2 separate regions of the Homo sapiens genome follow, and region 1 is linked to region 2. A link is an interaction called in ENCODE POLR2A ChIA-PET data of the cell type or tissue named here. Cell type or tissue: Panc1. All regions are shown on one strand.

Evidence for each region. ChIA-PET counts read pairs that join two places held together with the same protein. Peaks named below come from ENCODE experiments on the same cell type or tissue, not always from the same donor. Only the 100,000 strongest peaks of a DNase experiment are listed, where the experiment ranks them.
Region 1: POLR2A ChIA-PET joins it to region 2 with 10 read pairs; 2 of 35 experiments call an interaction of 5 or more read pairs at or near these places.

The regions. Positions count from the first base shown.
Region 1 is chr3:11,674,228-11,682,227 of GRCh38, forward strand. It overlaps a transcript of VGLL4 not described here. Among named protein-coding and RNA genes, the nearest start is that of VGLL4, 34 kb to the left of the region's middle. In Panc1, no CTCF peak of the experiment used is centred here; no DNase peak of the experiment used is centred here.
Region 2 is chr3:11,387,188-11,395,187 of GRCh38, forward strand. The region is part of intron 19 of ATG7 (autophagy related 7); the gene reads left to right. Among named protein-coding and RNA genes, the nearest start is that of ATG7, 120 kb to the left of the region's middle. In Panc1, no CTCF peak of the experiment used is centred here; no DNase peak of the experiment used is centred here; H3K27ac peaks cover 5,925 bases.

The sequences.
Region 1 (8,000 bases), 290 kb after region 2:
ATAAGCTCTTCCAGCATGGAAGAGTGACCCCGGAAAGAGGACCACATGAGACACAGCACATGGGAGAAAAGTGAAGGATTCCCCAGAACGAACGCGAAGAGGGATCCCAGCATGGCACTTGTGTGTCCCAGACACGGAACTGCGGCTAGAGAGCCAAGACACAATCCCCGAGAGTTACTCTGTGCAGTCACTGTGCTAAGCAGTGCACAGACAGCATCTCATTTAAATTCTACAATAAGCCTGGAGATCAGCAATTATTAGCTGCTATTATGGGAATTTTAAAGATGGGGAAAGAGTCAGCTAGGTTAATCTCCCCACTGTCACACAGCTTTACATGGCAGAGATGAAAATTCAAACCCAGGCCTGCCACCCTTTTACACCTACACACGTGTCCACTGCAGGATTCTGTGAGATAAAACAGAAACCTGGAAATGTGAAGGAAAGAAAGGAAACACGGATTAAAAAGGCAAAGAGGACAGACACAAGAAACGGGACACCCAGGAAGAGATGAGCGATGGGTGTTATGCTGTTCTGTATTTATTTCCTATTTTAATGATTTTTCCAAATTGAAAAAGGAAGGGGAGAAATATAAGTGAACAGGAGGAGAAGAAAGTAATAAGGGGGGGAAATGGAAAGACATAGGAAAAAGACATGAGACTAAGGAATACAACTGGAATGACACTCTTTGGCATTCAGAAAGTGTAGTCTTAAATAGCATATTCTCCCTCGATGATGTGAAGTGATACATCTCATTCATTACTAAATGTTCAAATCCAAGGGATTCCCAAATTCCTTCCAACCATCTTTTCGGTTTTAACCAAAATGCAACATAGGCTGGGCGCAGTGGCTCACGCCCGTAATCCCAACACTCTGGGAGGCCGAGGTGGGTGGATCACCTGAGGTCAGGAGTTCGAGACCAGCCTGGCCAACATGGCGAAAACCTGTCTCTACTAAAAATACAAAAATTAGCCAGTCGTAGTGGCAGGCGCCTGTAATCCCAGCTACTCAGGAGGCTGAGGCATGAGAATCACTTGAACCTGGGGAGCAGAGGGCGCAGTGAGCCGAGACTATGCCACTCACTGCACTCCAGCCTGGGGGACAGAGCAAGGCACTGTCTCAAAAAATAAAAAATAAAAAAATAAAAAAATGTAACATAGGCCAGAACAGGCATGAACTATGCGTGATGTGCTTACTACATTCAGGGGTTCTAGGGCAGTATGGGGCTTGTCTAACTCCATGGACTCCTCCACCCATAAACCAACTCAGATGTGTTTGTTCATATGCTTTTAAACAAATAAAATGTTTTACACAAATGTAAAACCCCACGGAGAAAGAAAAAATATAAAAGTGTAATATATAAGTTATCCATTCCATAGACCTTTACAGAAGCTCACCTTAACAATGCTGTTACTTAGATATGGAAAACTCATTTGCCTAACATCTGCAAAACTGCTCAGAGATAACAAACTTAATTCTTTTTAGATACCTTTCTTAAGAGATTAGGCAATAAACATCATTTAGTTAATAATTTTCAACTAAAGCAAATACATTATATAAGTTATACCCAATAGAGTTGAAATATCCAATTCAGTAAAACAAACTGTTCAGTTAACTAGATTAATGGTAGCCTCATTAACAGATGTTCTGACTTGATTTGCGTGTTTTTCTTACATTTTACTCTCATACAAAAATGTCTGCTTGCCTTACATAAAGATATACATTGCCTTCAACAGAACCTAATTTACTTTATCATGTTTTATTCTTTACTCTCACTTTATCTTAGTTACACACCATATGTGACCTTCAAAAACCACAGAGAGCCAAGGACTATGAGCAGTTCAGAAATCCCACGGATTTGTATAATTAAAAATAATTTTTGGCCGGGTGCAGTGGCTCACGCCTGTAATCCCAGCACTTTGGGAGGCTGAGGCGTGTGGATCACGAGGTCAGGATATCGAGACCATCCTGGCTAACACGGTGAAACCCCGTCTCTACTAAAAATACAAAAAATTAGCCGGGTGTGGTGGTGGGTGCCTGTAGTCCCAGCTACTCGGGAGGCTGAGGCAGAAGAATGGCGTGAACCCAGGAGGCGGAGCTTGCAGTGAGCCGAGATTGCACCACTGCATTCCAGCATTCCAGCCTGGGTGACAGAGCGAGACTCTGTCTCAAAAAAAAAAAAAAAATAAAATAATAATAATAATAATAATAATAATAATTTTACAACACCTATAGGCTATTGATCTGAGTTAATAATTAAAGAAATATAAAAGAACATGGTGCTGAAGTATAATATTTCATCTACTGAATCACAAATCTTGAAAAGAAAGGCCAATATCCAATACAGGTGAAATTAATACAACTGTAACTATTTTGTGGCATGATAAATTTATTACAAACCATTTAGAACAGTTTGAATATATTTGGATATAAATATAAAAGGTTTGCATATAAATATAAAAAACATCTAAGAAGTGTTGTTATTTTATTCAGCAATCTTCCTAGAATTAGGAAAAAACTGAAAAGAAAAAGAATATTAAAAAATAGTCCCTACAATAATTATTATAAGCAGCCTACTTAATAAAAAGGGTAACGGATTAATAAGTAAATTATATTACATCAACTCCACATATTATGCTGCCACAGTAGCACTGTAAAATGGTTTAAAGCATTTGATCACTTTGTATTTAATCTATTCATTAAATTTTTTTGATATAAAAAAATTTAAAAAATAAAAGTCATGCGTAATTCTACCATTAAGAGATAACTACAGCTAAAACTGTTACACTTTTTTTACTGTGCAACACATGCATTTATGGCAGAGTTACTATCATCCTATATATGTAGTTTTATTGTTAAATATTTTGGTTGTTTTCAGTATTTTACAACACTACAATAAATATCACTGTGCAAATCTCAGATGATTTTCTTAGCATACATTCCTAAAAGGAGAACTATTGAGTTAATGGTATGAGTAGTGTGCCAACTGGTACTCCCATAAGTGAGTGAGTGTGGGTATAATTTGTAATATTTTTTAAAAGAACAGACTGCAATTTTTTTTTTTTTTGACAGGGTCTCACGCTGTCGTCCAGGCTGGAGAGCAATGGTGTGATCATGGTTCACCATAGCCTCAACCTCCCAGACAAGTGATCCTCCCACTTCAGCCTCCTGAGTAGATGGAACTACAGGCAAGTGCCACCACACCCAGCTAATTTTTTTTGTATTTTTTGGGAAAACATGAGGTCTCGCTATGTTGCCCATGGTGGTCTCAAACTCCTGGGCCCAAGTGATCCACCCACCTTGGCCTCCCGAAGTCCTGAGACCACAGACATGAGCCACCGCACCCAGCCCAGATTGCAAATTTTTAGAAGTGCTATAGCGCGTATGAACAAAAACTAGAATATACAAGTAACCAAGTTTTAAAATTTCAGTTAGGCCAGGCACAGTGGCTCACACCTGTAATCCCAGCACTTTGGGAAGCTGAGGTGGGTGGATCATGGTAAAACCTAGTCTCTACTAAAAAACAAAAAATTAGCCAGGCGTGGTGGCATGCACCTGTAGTCCCAGCTACTTGAGAGGTTGAGGCAGGGGAATCGCTTGAACCCGGGAGGCGGAGGTTGCAGTGAGCTGAGATCGTGCCACTGTACTCCATCCAGCCTGGCGACAGAGCAAGACTTCGTCTTTCAAAAAAAAAAAAAAAAGGAAAAGAAAAAACATCAGTTAATGTGTAGCCATATTGCTTTACAGTCTAAATGAATAACTTCTGGGCTAGCTTCAACGGACGCCATCATTCTCAGATTTTAGCCCTCAAGAATAGAGGCTCCCTAGTTTGCTTTTTGTTTTTGAGGCAATAGAGTCTCACTCTGTCGCCCAGGCTAGAGTGCAGTAGCGCCATCTCAGCTCAATGCAACCTCCCACCTCCTGGGTTCAAGTGATTCTGGTGCCTCAGCCTCCCAAGTAGCTGGGACTACAGGCGTGCGCCACCACATCTGGCTAATTTTTTGTATTTTTAGTAGAGATGAGGTTTCACTATGTTGGCCAGGCTGGTCTCAAACTCCTGACCTAAAATGATGCATCCGCCTCAGCCTCCCAAAGTGCTGGGATTACAGGCGTGAGCCTCTGCACCCAGCCCAAGGCTCCCTAGTTTGATTCACACCACATAAAATGCCTCTCTGACCCACAGCTAAATTCTTAGTGTCATGGTATTTTCCCTCCAGAACACAGAGTAGTAATTCTGACTTAATGACCTTTCTGCAGGAACGCCACTCGTGGCAGCAACATTCCTTTCCTTTAAAGTGGCTTTTGCTTAGCTGTGACCTTAGCATTTCATCCTAACCCAGGTGAGGAATATAAAGTCATTCATTATAATATTCTCCCTCAATCACTTGAGTCCAGGAGGTCGAGGCTGCAGTGAGCCATGATCGCACCACGGCACTACAGCCTGGGCAACAGAGTGAGACCCTTAATATACATACATTCTCCCTCTTTGTTTATGTTGGAAATTTTTTATAATAAAAAAAATTTAAGTACATTAAGTTTTAAAACAACTCATAGCAAAGGAATGTTCCTAAGAAGTGCCATCTAATTTTGTAAGTACAGTCATGCCCTGCATAATGACGTTTCAGTCAATGACAGATGGCATATGCCACGGTGGTTCCATAAGGCTATAAAGAGCTAAAAAATTCCTACTGCCTACTGACATCATAGCCGTCATAATGTTGTGCAACGCCTTACGTGTTTGAGGTGATGCTGGTGTAAACACACCTGCGCTGCCAGTCATATAAAAGTTTGGCAGATACAATTACGTGCAGTATATAATAATAATGAGAATAAATGACCCTGTTATTGGTTTATGTATTTACTGTACTTTTTATCACTCCTTTAGGGTACACTCCTTCTACTTACATGTATTTTTTAAAGTTAACTGTAAAACAACCCCAGGCAGGTCCCTCAGGAGGTGTCCAGAAGAAGGCATTGTTATCACAGGAGGTAACAGCTTCATGCAGTTACTGCCCCTGAAGACCTTCCAGTGGGACAAAATGTGGAGGTGCAAGACAGTGATATTGAGAATCCTGACCCTTGTCTAGGATAATGCGTGTGTTTGTGCCTGAGTTTTTAACAAAAAAGTTTTAAAAGTAAAAATTGAAAAAAAAAAATTTAGTAGAAAAATGTTTACAGAGCTGGGCGCGGTAGCTCACGCCTGTAATTCCAGCACTTTGGGAGGCCGAGGCGGGCGGATCATGAGGTCAGGAGATCGAGACGAGCCTGGCCAGCATGGTGAAACCCCGTCTCTACTAAAAATACAAAACTTAGCCAGGCGTGGTAGCATGTGCCTGTAATCCCTGCTACTCGGGAGGCTGAGGCAGGAGAACTGCTTGAACCTGGGAGGCGGAGCTTGCAGTGAGCCGAGATTGCACCACTGTACTTCAGCCTGGGCGACAGAGCAACACTCTGGCTCAAAAAAAAGAAGAAACATGTTTATAGAATGAGAATATAAAGAAAGAAAGTATTTTTGTTCAGCTGTACAATGTGTTTGGTTTTAAGCTAAGTATTATTATGAGTCAAAAAGTTTTTTTAAAAAAAGTTTATCAAGTTAAAGGTACAGTAACCTAAGGTTAGTAATTTACTGAAGAGAGAAATATATTTTAAAAATAAAGTTAGTGTAGCCTTCATGTACAGTGTTTGCAGAGTCGTAGGACACACGACTGTCCTTGGCCCTCCCATTCACTCACCACTCACTACTCACCCAGTGCAACTTCCAGTCATGGTAAGTGCCCTATACAGGTATTTCAATGCTTATCTTTTATTCTGTATTTTTACTGTAACTTTTCTATGTTTAGATACACAAATACTCATCACTGTGTTCAAACTGCCCACAGTATCCTGTGCAGTTGCGTGCCACAGGGGTTTGTAGCCCAGATGCAACAGGTGATCCCACACAGCCTAGGTGTGCAGTGGGCTGAGTGCAGTGGGCTGTGAGCCTGGGTTCATCAAGCACGCTCTGCGATGTTCGCAGATGACACAATTGCCTAAGGACGCATTCTCAGGAGTATCCCTGCTATGCAAAGCCTGACTGTACTCCCTGTTATAACCATGAGCTGTTTTCCACAGCAGCATGGTCATCACTATCCCCAGACACCACCAAATTTACATCTACTCAGAGAAATAATTATATTCAATTTAAAATTTTAAATAAGTACTACACAAAGATACTCTGGAAGGTCAAAAGCCGCATCATCCTTGGCCTGAGGAAATCAAGATGATCACAGGGCTGTGCGGGAGACCAGTAGTGCCAAAACACAAGGTCCAGTAACACACTAAGACGAATCCCAGGAAGACAGCGGGAGGACATCGCACAACGTCTCAGTGCACACCATTCAGCCACTCTTTTCTCACCCACACACTGATGCCAACTTCCTGAGTAACATTCCGAGTAAAACGTGCACGACTCACTCCAGACAGTCCACTTAGTGTCCACCCACACTCACGTGGCATAATGGAAAGGACGCCTGCTAGGAAGTCAGCCAGGCCTGGTTTCCCATCCCATCTCTGCCACCGACTTGCTGTGAGACCACAGGCAAGCTGCGAGCCCTGCAAAGCAGAGATGACGCTTCTCACCTCAGCACTTAGTATGGCACCTGGTGTGGCACAGGCACGCGATGAGTATCTGTTGAGTGAATGGGAGGGTGGCGGAATCCCCGCCGTGAAGCTGCCTACACGATTTCAATGGGAGCCTCCCACTCCCCCGCCCCCACGCCTCCCTTCCCTTCTCTTTCTATGGGTCTCTGCCTTCCCTCCCTCAGAAACGTGCTAGTCCCATGGCGTTCATAATTGTTCTTTCTAAATACATTCCAAATCATATTTCTTTTTTTGTTTGTTTTGTTTTGTTTTGAGACGGAGTCTCGCTCTGCCGCCCAGGCTGGAGTGCAGTGGCGCGATCTCCGCTCACTGCAAGCTCCGCCTCCTGGGTTCACACCATTCTCCTGCCTCAGCCTCCCGAGTAGCTGGGACTACAGGTGCCCGCCACCACGCCCGGCTAATTTTTTGTATTTTTAGTAGAGACGGGGTTTCACCATGTTCGGCAAGATGGTCTCAAACTCCTGACCTTGTGATCCACCTGCCCCAGCCTCCCAAAGTGCTGGGATTACAATACCCAGTGTGCCTTTCTTCATTCATTCATTCAGGAGCCTGGCTGTGCTCTAGACACTGCGAACACAGCATTAAGTAGGCTCGGCGTTGGGAGCCCGCTGTGATACAGCCCGTCGGCTCATGGAGGAGCTGACCTTCCACCGGGCACCATGGGCACAGGGCCTTGGGCCCACAGCACTTTTGGGGCCCATGAAAATTGTTTGTTTCCACAATCTCAGAAGAAAAAACATGAACTATTAGGATGAAAAAAATGTTTTACTATATAGTATTAATATTTCATTTGCATACCAATGCAGTTGTAAAATATAATTTGTAATATCTTTTTAATGAAGGAAGGGGCCTACAGAGGCACAGATGCCTCAGGCTCATGAGTGTCAGATGCAGCCCAAGGAAACACATGCTAAGGATGGAATGCAAAGGAGCCAGCGAGTAAGATTCGAGAAGGGCGTTTCAGGCAGGGAGCATAGCTGCTGCACAGGTCCTGAAACAGGGCGACGGCCATAACAGTGCGAGGGAAACAGGTGACATGACAAAGGCCGGGTGTGGCCACATCTCCAAGGCATAAAGACAAAGTGGGACACAGTTAAAAATGATACGGGATTTAGGCCGGGCACAGTGGCTCACACCTGTAATCCCAGCACTTTGGGAGGCCAAGTGGGTGGATCACTTGAGGTCAGGAGTTCGAGACCAGTCTGGCCAACAAGGCGAAATGCTGTCTCTAATAAAATTACAAAAATTAGCCAGGTGTGGCCGGGTGCAGTGGCTCACGCCTGTAATCCTAGCACTTTGGGAGGCTGAGGCAGGTGGATCACTTGAGGTCAGGAGTTTGAGATCAGCCTGGCCAACATGGTGAA
Region 2 (8,000 bases):
ATGGGAGGGATTGAATCAGGGATTTGAAGGCCAAGGCTGCCCTGGCTTTGAAAGGCTGCAGAAACCTTCCGTTCATGTCTCTTGACAATGACAGCCAAAACCTTTTCCATGATTCCAGAGAACACGGCCTTGCTTGTTACTTTTGACCTGTGGTTTTTAAGACTACCTAATTAGTAGTTAGAACTTGTGATGATTACTCCTTTCCCTGTCACCTGTGGTCACAAACACATCTAGTTTTCCCAGACAAATTTTTTCTTACAGGATCCCTTTTGCCACTCAGACCAGAAAGTTGAGGGCTGTGTTCTCCTTAGATGGTTCCATTGGCAGCCTGGCCCAAGCATAGTCTTCAGGGTATTGAAAAATTGGGTTCCTTTTAGTTTGGAATTAATCTCATTCACCTCTAGTCTTATCCCCAAGCCTATTCTTAAATTTTTTTGAGTCATGGATTGTGTTCAGACTGATGAAAGCAGTCACCACTGTTCCCCTTAAAAATGCAAAGCCAGCTGGGCGTGGTGGCGCACACCTGTAATCCCAGCACTTTGGGAGGCTGAGGCAGGCGGATCACGAGGTCAGGAGATTGAGACCATCCTGGCTAACACGGTGAAACACTGTCTCTACTAAAAAGGCAAAAAATTAGCCAGGCGTGGTGGCAGGTACCTGTAGTCCCAGCTACTCAGGAGGCTGAGGCAGGAGAATGGTGTGAACCTGGGAGGCAGAGTTTGCAGTGAACCAAGATCACGCCACTGCACTCCAGCCTGAGTGACAGAGCAAAAGAAAAAATGCAAAGCCACACAGTTTTACAGACAATTTCAGAGGCTTCATGAAGTCCCTGAAACATCTCTGTGGATCCTAGTAAAGCACCATTGCTCTATGAGTGTTTCTTTGGTACCATTCCCAAGCTCTCCTAGATGAGACACTAGGATATGAGAGTTGCAACCAGTCCCACCATGGCTGCCCCTATGGCTTTGGGAACTGACCATCTACCTCTGGGGACTCCTTTTCCTCAACTGTAGTAAAGGGAGATGCAGGGGCTGATTTACCACTAGTTTTTGTGTCTCTGAGATTGTGTAGTCTCTTGATCAACTATTTCATTTCTTTAGGCCCAGCTGTATCCAACTGGGTGATGGAGGACGGTACTAACTCTCCTCAGAGTTCAGACGGTTAGTTCTCCCTCTGCTAGCAGGGTGCATTGACTTGACTCCTGATGGGCAAAGGTCCCCAACTAGCCACTGCTCATGTTCCTTCTTTTTTTTTTTTTTTTTAAGGAGTCTTGCTCTGTTGCTCAGGCTGGAGTGCAGTGGCGCTATCTCAGCTCACTGCAAGCTCCGCCTCCCAGGTTCATGCCATTCTCCTGCCTCAGCGTCCCAAGTAGCTGGGACTACAGGTGCCTGCCACCACGCCTGGCTAATTCTTTGTACTTTTAGTAGAGACAGGGTTTCACCGTGTTAGCTAGGATGGTCTGGATCTCCTGACCTCATGATCCACCCACCTCGGCCTCCCAAAGTGCTGGGATTACAGGTGTGAGCCACTGCGCCAGGCCCCTTCTTTCTTTTTTTTATTCATATAGTACATTCATCTTCATCCTCTTGCCTATACCCTCAATAACTTTGTAAGATAGGGAGGGAGGAACATGGACTTGTAACTGCTACCCAGCTGCTGAAACAAGGGAGCCATCAGCTGGAACTGGGAAAGCTTTTATGGACATATATGGTCTTACACACACAGGCTTTATACAATGTATATATCACTACTTAGAGTATTTTAAGTACCTAAATATAGGCCTGGCATGGTGGTTCACACCTGTAATATCAGCACTGTGGGAGGCTGAGGGGGGCAGATCACCTGAGGTCAGGAGTTCAAGACCAGCCTGGCCAACATGGCGAAACCCTGTCTCTACTAAAAATACAAAAATTAGCCACACTTGTAATCCCAGCTACTTGGGAGGCTGAGGCAGAAGAATCTTTGAACCCAGGAGGTGGAGGTTGCAGTGAGTCGAGATGGTGCCACTGTGCTCCAGCCTGGGGAACAGAGAGAGACCCTGTCTCAAAAAAAAAAAAAAAAAAAAAAAAAGATGTGAAAGAACTGTTTGAGAATGTCTTATTCCTGAAGTTACCCTTATGACTTGTTCATATAACATGTTATACTGTATTTATGATAGTGATATGGATATGAACTTAATCATAGTTTTCTAGAGTGTCTGACCTTCTCTAGTTTTATATAATTCTTTCATTATGAAAGTTTTGTTAGTGCTTTTTTTTTTTTTTTTTTTAACACAGAATAAGCTACATGGTTCTCTTCTCTAGAATATCTAATGACTGGTTAAATCACATAGCAAAGTTAGACATCTTGAATTTACAGCCATCATACTAAAACGGGAAAATACCGCCTGTGTGGGCCTTAAGCTACTGCAAGTGTGCCAAATGTGAACAGTCAGTGGGAGAATACACATGAGCAAGTTTTGCAAATTAGAGGAGTCTTCTTGACAGTACACAAGGGTGTATTCAGCAGAGTCTTGAGTAAAGGCAGCATCATTGGAATATATGTGCAGCCTCCCACGAGGACTACTGTGGAGCATGTGTTGAATCGTAATCTGAACTCACCTGTCGTCATAAGTCTTGGCAGCTAAGGTGTCTTTGTAATTGACTCTGGATTCACTGAAGCATTTGGATATTTTAAAGAACTCTATTGACCTTCCAACTTGGGATAGAAATCCATGCAAAAGCATATTTTTGTGTTATGTGCGAAGGCCTGGGAAAAATTTGGATTTCTCTTAGTTCTCAGTTGTACTTTGCATTTTCCTTTCTTTATATGTCAGCTCTTCCACAAAGGACCTTGAAGGGAGAGGGTAACGAAAGTGGGGATTGAGGCAAGTGGTAATTACTCATTGTTGTGTTGAAACCTCCTACGTATCCCAAATGTGGAATGTGAGCTCAACATCGCTCTTTCTTAAAGAAGACTATTTATTTTGTTGCCTGAGTAAAACCTTCCATAAAATTGCTAATAGGCCTATGTACAATATTTTCGTTATTTCAGTTTGACTTGACTGATAAGGAAGATTGATTTTAATCATAAGGCACACAGATTTTTTAAAAAGTGAGTGCAAAATGACTTGCTAATAGACTAATGTCTGAGTAAGAAAACAAAAACATGTGTCTCCCAGCTCTATTGGAGGAGCAAGAGTTTCATTTAACAATATCTGCTGTCTTTGCCTAATCACTCACTAGTTGCTATTTTTGATAATATTCCAATAGGCGCTGAAAGTATACCTGGAAAATGAGACCTATGTCATCCTATCCCACTCAGCAGAAGGACTGCAGTCCCAACAAATGGACCCTTTCACAGTGCTCCCTGGAGGAGACTGTATGTTTCTGTTGGGCTGTGCTAGTTTGATCTGTTCTTCTTGGGAAATTGCTTTTACTCTCACAGTATTTTCCTCATAATAGCCTCAGCAGTGGTAACTTTTTGACCTTTGTGGGTGGGTTTGATTTTTTTTTTTTTCCAGAAAGTAATTTGAAGCTGTGTGTTGTGAATAAAGAGAATGAGCAATTTGCAGGAAATTTTTAAAAAACTGCAAGTTAAAGTACTGCAAGGCTTAAAATGGCACATGGGTGTGAACAAATGAGAACGTTAGAAGGGAATTCAAAAGTATCCTATCTTTTGAGCTAAGAGCTGGCAGGACATTTTGATATGACTAGTGCAGCAGCAGTGAGCACTGGCTTTATCTGCTACCCACTAACCATGTGACCTTGAGCAAGTATCTCAAACTTTGAGCTTCAGTTTCCTCAGGTATGATGTAGTTGCAGTACCATAGCCATGAAGTTGGAATAAGAGCTCGTGTGATGGGTGTCATGTAGTTGGCACTGTCAGTGTTTTCCGTTGATCTTTTGTCTGAACAGAGATCAGGTGCCGTTCCCATTTCCTTTCCTGAATATACTCATTTTTGTCATTTACAGCCATAAAAAACTTTCCATCTTTAGAAGTTGACAAAAAAGGAGGGGAACAAAAAAGGGCCTGGCCTCAAGATGTGAGCAAATACTAATGTGCAAGTTTTTAGATTCTTTTTCTTTTTCTTTCCTTTTCCCTTTTCTTTTCATGACAGCTGTAAATCTAGGAGCTTAATTATTAACCTAAATGAAGCTGAGGTTTAATGTTCCCCGGAGCATGCACTGATGGGGAAGGATGAATTCTCATTTCCTGGAGGCTGAAGATCTGTGCAGGTGTCTGTGGCCAATGTTAAGCCTACGACTTTAGATGAGCTGGCATAAATCTTGGGAGAGTTTTCTTGTCTGTGTTCCCTCTGAATTTCTCTGTGCTGTTAGAGGCAGGGACAGAAGAGAACCAGCATGGCAGTGCTGGGCTCAGGGTGATGCCTGCCTGCCAGCACAGCGGTTCTTGTCCCTGTCCCACATTGCTTCTTGGAAGCCTTTTTACAGCCTCAATCATCTTGCTTTTTCTACCGCAGCTATAAATGGGTTGGAAGCCAGTGCAACATGGGCAGGGAGGACTTGGTTTAATCTTTTCAAGTGCTACAGCATTTCTCTGTTCCTTTGGCATCGTTTTATGGATGTTTTCCCAGTATCCCTTTCCAGTGTCTTATGAATTGGCTAGCAAGAGCGCTTCCCAGTCTATCAGATGGAGAGAGCATTAGGCTCAGAGAAATTACATGAAAGTCCAGGATTTCCAACTTCTTGTTCACTTTTCTACCATATTAATCATCTCTCAGACAGTGATGTGGTAGGATTCATATGCATAGAATTCCATTGTACTTATTGGGGGGGGGGTAATTTCACTTTAAATTTTTAGCAGCTTCGAGGACTTAATTGGTTAGGCTCCTTCAGGCTGTCTTTGGAAATCTTGTCCTTTGAAAAGGGAATGCTGATACCCAGAGGAATGTATTTCTTATGGTCATGTTTCAGACTGTAGCATCTTGAAAGTCATGTGGGCTAGAGCAACTTCTAGGTGTCCTTTAGCACAGATGCAGGCTGGGGGTTGAGAGTTTAAAAGCTTTTTCTCAAACTGTTTATGACAAACATAGTTCATCTCCCATTTTGGTTAATTCTCAGCTTAAGTATTTTAAGAAACATTTGGAGGGCAGGGACATGCAGCTGCTAAGAATCCAAGACAGTGCTGTTTTGAAAATGCAAATATTTCTGGTTTGCATTTACTTGAAGTAGGGTAGCTTTCTCCCATATATTCCCTTGAATACAGATATTCTTTAAATGACATCATTTTGAGTAGAATACAGAGTCCAGGTGGTTTTGGGGAAATCATTAAAAAAACAAACAAAAAAAACAAAACAAAACAAAAAAACAAAAGCTTAGGTATCATTGCATTCTAGGGGCCAAGAAACAGAACGATGGTATTTTTGGCAGGCACCCAGGCCCAGCAAAACCCACACCCCAAGGCTGTCTCTGTAGCTTCCTGTGGTTTTCCCACTGAAGAGAAACAGCCTTTCTCTTGGAGGGCCTGGGATGGCAAATATGTATATCAGCTTGATCAGAATCATAATATTCCGGCTTTGAGGTTATGTCCCAACAGGCTTCATTTAGGAAATTTGATGCACCACAATTGTTGCAAACTGAGCTGAACTGATTTTGTGGCTCCTAATGGTGCAAGTTTTTTGTTTGTTTGGTAGAAACTGGTAACGTCCTATATTAGAAGTTATGCTACCAGGTGATCTGTAACAATAAAGTCAAGTCTCAGACTAAATTTTGCCACAGATAAGAACATTAGCAAGCAGGCACAAAAGTTAGTCATTCAGCATGTTCCTGTGGACTGGGAAAAGCCCCAACCTGTCCTTTGGGTATGTATCTCACGTCAAAGTTTAGGTAGAAACAGATGCAGAAAAATTCTCAATACAGGACACATCTAAACTTTTCATTGGCGCAGGTGATGGAATCCTCTGTTAAGTGTCCAGACCCAGGACCAGAGTGCCACTGCAGAAAGTGTTAGGCTGCCTGGTTTGCCAGATTCTTATAACCCACGTATATATGCAAGGTTAGAGATCCCTGTACAGTATTTCCAGCCAACACATATATATATTGAATTCTATTGTTTTCATCGGAAAAATTATTTCTACCATCCTTTATACTTGTGAGGAAATCCTCTAGTATAGATTTCAAAGCTGTAGCTGATGCTTTTGTAATAGCCACACCTGGGGTATGCACTCCTGATTAGGGTACCTCAGATACTAACTAGCTACCCATAAGAGGAAGGGAGGGAGGGAGGGAGAAAGGGTTTGTGTGTCTTCCCACATACTTGCATGCATTCATACTGTGTATTCAGAAATATTTAAAAATAAATTACAGATAATAGGTATCTCTTTATTTGACCCTGGAAATATTATGTCTTGTATAATGTTGCCAGCCATTCATGAGTGACTTGAAATGTCAACTGACCTTTGGCCTGCCATGGTGTTTTAGTCAGAGCCATTGATGAATGGCTCACCATGGGGCAGAGAAGAGAGAAGAGAATGATAATTTTTGATAGTTTTGTAGGTTTTTTTTTTCTTTTATCTCAGTCTCATTCGGTTGCCCAGGCTGGAGTGCAGAGGTGCGATCTTGGCTCACTGCAACCTCCACCTCCAAGGTTCAAGGGATTCTCGTGCCTCACCCTCGCAAGTAGCTGGGAATACTGGTGCATGCCACCACACCAGGCTAATTGTTGTATATTTTGTAGAGATAGGGATTCGCCATGTTGCCTAGGCTGGTCTCAGACTCCTGAGCTCAAGCAGTCCTCCTCCCTTGGCCTCCCAAAGTGCTGGGATTACAGGCATAAGCCACCATGCCCGGCCAGCTTTGTAGGCTTTTTCAAGCTTTTTTGCATTCTTTCATTTGATATTCTGGTATTGTGGAGATGTTGTATCCCCCACTCAATTTTATACACAAATCGTTGTCCAGGGTCATAGAATGAGTAAATTACAGGAACTATAACTTGAACGAACTCTCATCCTTTATAGTTCCTCTGTACTATAAGGGCAAGTTACTACCAAGAAGAGCTATTACTATTCTTCAAAGAATACCATAGAACTTTTTCACCTTGGGGCAGTTATTGCCAAGGTAAGACCATGTACTAAGGATATATTATATAACAGAATGCTGGGAGATTTCTGTCTTAACTAGTGATAGGACAGGTGATTTAAACCAGCTCTCTTACTGAAGTCACCTTAAGAAACTGGATCAGTTGCTTCTAAAAATCTTCTTAAACATCAAATCACTATTATAAGGAGATTCTGAGTTGAGCTTTGAGAGAGAATGTAAGCACAGAGGAGCAAAGCCGTAGTATTAGGGCAATTTTTTGTTTTATGGCCATTTGCTGATCAGGAAAAGGAAGTTGAGAGCGTGAGCCACACCTTTAGTGTCCTTTCAAGGTGAAGGAGATAAAACTTGTAGTCTGGGTGCTTTCAAGCCTGAGAACCCTTATAAATCATTCTTGACTTTGGGTTGGAACTCTATCAAGAGATACACCTAGGAGTAAGGGTGAAGTGGGTGTAAACCATCCCTCACATTGGCTGTAACAATTTCACATTATTTAAGTGGCCCGGAAACCGTAAGGCTTCCTTGCATTAAGATAATTCTATTTAGCTAATGCCCATAGTTGCCAGGTAAAAGCAATGAAATCTTAGAGGGAAATATGATCCTAGTCCTAAAATTATTTATATAGATAATTTTGCTGTTACAATATCCAGCCACAGAGGTAACCAGGCACACAAGAAGAGAAGGTACCATAAGTGAGAGTTGGCAGAAGCAAAGACAAAAGAAATACAGACATACAGAGATTCTAGATATTGTACTTATTAGACATACACTATGAAATACTATTCTTACAGCATTAAAGGAAGTAAAAGCCCAAATTTTAGTTGTATTGGGGACTGGAAACTCTAAAATACGGCTTTCCAGATTTAAAAAACTGAAATCTAGAACTGAAAATTCAAAAACAAAATGAATAGGTGTATAGGCAATTATATACATCTAAAGAGCAAATTAGTGAAATGGAAAATA